Linked DNA regions of Homo sapiens: region 1 is linked to region 2. Evidence: read pairs that join two places in POLR2A ChIA-PET (ENCODE). Cell type or tissue: PC-9. All regions are shown on one strand.

Evidence for each region. ChIA-PET counts read pairs that join two places held together with the same protein. Peaks named below come from ENCODE experiments on the same cell type or tissue, not always from the same donor. Only the 100,000 strongest peaks of a DNase experiment are listed, where the experiment ranks them.
Region 1: POLR2A ChIA-PET joins it to region 2 with 5 read pairs; 2 of 35 experiments call an interaction of 5 or more read pairs at or near these places.

Annotation. Positions count from the first base shown.
Region 1 is chr20:38,529,732-38,532,231 of GRCh38, reverse strand. RALGAPB (Ral GTPase activating protein non-catalytic subunit beta) reads right to left here. Exons shown (of 30, transcript NM_020336.4): 14 at 1,001-1,065. Among named protein-coding and RNA genes, the nearest start is that of MIR548O2, 14 kb to the right of the region's middle. In PC-9, no CTCF peak of the experiment used is centred here; no DNase peak of the experiment used is centred here.
Region 2 is chr20:38,616,202-38,618,701 of GRCh38, reverse strand. All of the region lies in intron 1 of ARHGAP40 (Rho GTPase activating protein 40), which reads right to left. Among named protein-coding and RNA genes, the nearest start is that of ARHGAP40, 16 kb to the right of the region's middle. In PC-9, no CTCF peak of the experiment used is centred here; DNase peaks (open chromatin) are centred at 1,021 and 1,471; H3K27ac peaks cover 1,902 bases.

The DNA of each region.
Region 1 (2,500 bases), 86 kb after region 2:
ACAAAAAAATTAGCCGGGCGCAGTGGCAGGCGCCTGTAGTCCCAGCTACTCGGGAGGCTGAGGCAGAAGAATGGCAGGAACCTGGGAGGCGGAGTTTGCAGCGAGCAGAGATTGCGCCACTGCACTCAAGCCTGGGAGTCAGAGCGAGACTCTGTCTCAAAACCAAAGCAAAACAAAACAAAACAAAAAACAAAAAGGCATGAATAAACAAACGGCAACTTTCAAATACAGTTATATCAGAAAACACAAACAATACTAGGGTTAGTTTTAACTCCCGTATGTATAGGGGCTAATAAACCTATCTGTTAGACTTCCCTCATTTTTCCCCATATAAACACAGTTCATTATATTCAGATCAGTAAATTATTATTCACCATCTACTGAGACACGAATGTAATTTCCGTAATAATAATTTGATCACCCATCTTACATCTACTCAGCTTACTACATCTACCCAACTTACCCCAGTATACCCTATTAACCCCTCCATTGTCTTGCCTATACTCCAAGTATAGGGATGATATATCTTGAAGACAAAGCAGAGAGCACTGGAAGTCTCTGAGAAGCATTTTTGATTTGGAAGCATTGGTGCTTTGAGGGACCTGCAAACTTAGGTCTAGAGGGGTTAGAAAGAATTGATGGGTAAGAAAAAGTTAAACTAGTTGCTTGCTGGCTAGGGCTTTTCCTAGGTTATTCAACCAAGTTTGCCACCACAGCAAAACAAGTAACAGTTTTAAGCAGACACTGTTCAGGAATAAAGACTGGATTTAGCTGTAGTTTCTCTCATACAGAATATCTCGGGAACCTGATGTACAGCTGAAGAGGCACTGAAAAGCAAACCTCAAAATATACATTATTTTTAAAAAGAAAACTTCTGAGCCAATGAGCAGGATTTACAAACCAAAGGCCTTTAAAATTCACAAAGATGGACATTCTGGAATATAATTTACATGAAATTCAAAAGTGATATTCTCTGACAGATTGCATGTATGCTTCTTACCATCTCCATCTGGCAACCAATGGCTTCCAAAAGTGCTGAATCTTGAACAATATTTAACATTGCCCCTACAACAACAATAAAACAGTATTTTATATAAAATACACAAGAACACTAAAATGCGTAAGACATTTTATATGATTAATAGTACAGATAAGAATATAATTTTGGTTGAGCATTCCTGAAATACCCATGAAATTATAGTTGGCTCTTAAACAAGAGCTTGAACTGTACATATGCAGGTTTTTTTCAATAAACATGTTAGAAAGTTTTTTGGAGATCTGTGACAATTTGAAAAAACTCCCAAACTGCATAGCCTAGAAATATTAAAAAAAAAAAAAAATGGCCAGGCACAGTGGTTCATGCCTATAATCCCAGCACTTTGGGTGGCCGAAGTGGGGCGGGAGGTCAAGAGTTCGAGACTAGCCTGGTCAACATGGTGAAACCCCATCTCTACTAAAAATACAAAAATTAGCCGGGTATGGTGGTGTGCGCCTGTAATCTCAGCTACTCAGGAGGCTGAGGCAGGGGAATTGCTTGAACCTGGGAGGTGGAGGTTGCAGTGAGCCGAAATTGCACCACTGCTCTCCAGCCTGGACAACAGAGCGAGACTTCATCTCAAAAAAAAAAAAAGAGAAAGAAAAGAAATATTTAAAAAAGTATAAAAAGTTAAAATTGGCCGGGCATACTAGCTCATGCCTGTAATTCTAGCACTTTGGGAGGCCGAGTCAGCAGGATTGCTTGAAGTCCTAGGAGTTTGAGACCAGAGTGGGCAACAAAGCAAGACCCTGTCTCTAAAAATAAATAAAAAATAAAAAGCTAAAATTTATCAAAAAACTTACGTACACAAACACTTACAGACCATACATGATGCCATTTGCAGTCCAGAGAAATGTAAACAAAGATGTAGTATTAAATAACTGTATAAAATTAGCTGTAGTACATACTGCACTACTGTAATCATTTTGTAGCCTCCTCCTGTTGTTACTGGGGTGAGCTCAAGTGTTAATGAGTATGCTGCTTAAAATACAATGTGATGCTAACCATCTCCATGTGAGTAGTTCATCTCTCTAACAGACTGAACACTGCAGTAAATTGCATACCATGGTTCTCACATGTTTTCATCATGTTTACTGCAACACCATGAACCTTGACTAACGCCATGGGACCCATAGGAAGTGCCACTAGTGATGCTGGAAGTGCTCCCAAGAAGCAGAGAAAAGTCATGACATTACAAGAAAAAGCTGAGTTGCTTGATATGTACTGTAGATTGGGGTCTACAGCTACAACTGCCCAACAGTTGAGACGATTTATCTTATAAACAGACAATTTATGGTATCAATAAATACAGTACTGTAAATGTATTTTCTCTTCCTTATGATTTTCTTTTTTTTGAGATGGAGCCTCACTCCGTCACCCAGGCTGGAGTCCAGTAGCGTGATCTTGGCTCACTGCAACCTCCACCTCCCGGGTTCAAGCAATTCTCTGCCTCGGCCTCCGAGT
Region 2 (2,500 bases):
CCCCAGTCAACAGCCCTAGCCGAACCTCACCCTTGAATCATTTGAGTGTAGGTGTCAGACACATGAGTGGAGAAACTTCCAGACAGATGGCTCCAGTCCCCAGCATGAAGTCACCCGCAGCCATTCAGTCTTCCCAGGTGATACCCCAGACATCATGGAGCAGAGAGCAGGTATTCTTGCCCGCTCTGTCCCAATTCCTTACCCATCGAATCGCTAAGCGGAATAAAATGATGGTTGTTATGTGCCACTAAGCAATAGATAAACAGATTTGTAAATTTAGAAGTCAAGAACTTTGGGCTGGGTGCGGTGGCTCACACCTGTAATCCCAGCACTTTGGGAGGCTGAGGTGGGTGAATCACAAGGTCAGGAGTTCAAGAACAGCCTGGCCAACATGGTGAACCCCGTCTCTTTTGTATTTTGTAAAAAATACAAAAAATTAATGGGCGTGGTGGCGGGCGCCTGGAATCCCAGCTACTCAGGAGGCTGAGGCAGGAGAATCACTTGAACCTGGGAGGCAGAGATTACAGTGAACCAAGATCGCACCACTGCACTCCAGCCCAGGTGACAATGTGAGACTCCGTCTCAGAAAAAAAAAAAAAAAGTCAAGAAATTTGGCTCTAGTGTCAACTGGGTCTGAATTTGAATCCTAGATTTGTTGTTTATTAGCAACGTCACCTTGGGGAGTCCCCAAACCTGGCTGGACCTTAGCTTCCTCATTTTAATATGAAGCTAACAGAGACTACCTGGGGCAGTGTAGTGTAAGAGCCAATTCACTCATTCAGCAAATGTTTATCGAGCCCTTACTATGGCCAGTTACTAGGAAGCTAATACACCTAAGGTGCTTAGAATAGGAAGTCCTCAGTCAATGTTAGTTTGATCAATATATGTTGCTTCTGGACTCTTCCTATCTGAGATTCAGACACAGCAAGTGGCTCACCCAAGACTGCCCAGCCAGTGAGTGGCCTCTAGTTCCTGTCCTGCAGAGTGGGCAGGGGCTTACAAGCACAGAGCATGAAGAAATATATTCCTGCAGTGAGTCAGAGGGCCGGAGCCCTCACAGAGGCTTAGAGCCTTCCTGAATGCAAAGCCCTTCTCTCCACACACATGAACTTTCCCCCTAGGTGGCCTGAAAGATGAGGCAGGTCCTAGAAGTCCTCGGCTCCCATCCAAGCTCCCCTGCTCATGTTCTGTGCAGCTGTGGGCACGTCCCTTTTTCTCGATGGACCTCAGCTTCCAAGTCCATAAAATGGGAAGACAGGGGTAGAGAAGGGGGCTTTGCAAGGTGATCTTAGCGAGACCCTTGCCCGTGAGGTCATAGCAGGCAGTGAGAATAATATGACAGTGGAGCAAAGGCCTTTCCCAAGGGCAGGGCTGCAGAAACCCATGTAAAGCTGAGAGCCACAGAAGCAAGAGCCTGCTCAGCGAAGCCGAGAGCCTGTTCAGGGAAGCCGAAAGCCAGCATGACCGAGGGAGCAAGAATGCGGGCCATCGGGATGAGTCGGTGGAGGTGTGGCTGAGCCTCCTCTCCAGCAGCCAAACCAGGTCAGCTCAGCCTGGACCTGCTGGGGCAGGGAGCGTGGCCTGGCTTCAGCAACCCAGCCAAGGGCTTCCCCCAAAAGTGGTGAATAGGGCTTTGGGGGCAGCCTTCAGTTCCACCGAATCTAGGAAGTGGAGGTTGCAGTGAGCCGAGACTGTGCCACTGCACTCCAGCCTGGGCAACAGCGTGAGACTCCGTCTCAAAATAAATAAATAAATAAATAAATAAAGTTCCTCAAGCTCAGTACTAACAGCATGTCAGGAGGATGATTCTTTGCTGTGAAGGAGGGCTGTCCTGTGCACTGTAGTAAGTTAGCAGCATCCCTGCCCTCTACCCACTAGACGCCAAAGCATCCCTCTCAGTTTTAACAATGACAAGGTCTCCAGACCTTGCCAAATGTTCCCTGGGGAACACCATCATTCTGGCTGAGAAACACTGCTTAGCATGGATTAATTCATTTACTCTTCACAACTTCTTATCATCCCATTTCACAGATGGTCAAACAGAGGCACAGCGATAAAGTGACTTCTGCAAGGTTACCTGACTAGTAAATGGCAGAACTGCATTTGGCCCCAGGAAGTCTGGCTCTGTAGTCCATGTTCTCAACCACTGTGTAATAAGCCGCTTGTACAACGGTCTTTCCTCAATTGTGAATGTTTTCTTTTCTTTCACTGGCTGGATGCAGCCTGTGGTTGGTGAGGGAATACCACCAGCCCAGATGTAGCCCCAGCTCTGCCTCTGATCAGCTGAGCTCTTATCCCTATCACCTGAGCCACAGAGTTCCTGGACTCTTTTGAACGTATCTCTTGTCCCATAATTGTTGTTGGGTAATGATATGTTGTGGAGCAATGAATTGAGATTGTCCCCAGTGGGGAAGGCTGGAAGAGCAACAGCCGCTGTTGGGCAGTGCCAAGCTTTACTTTGCTGAGCAGGGAATCTGGGGGAAGGTGAGAAGCTTGGGGT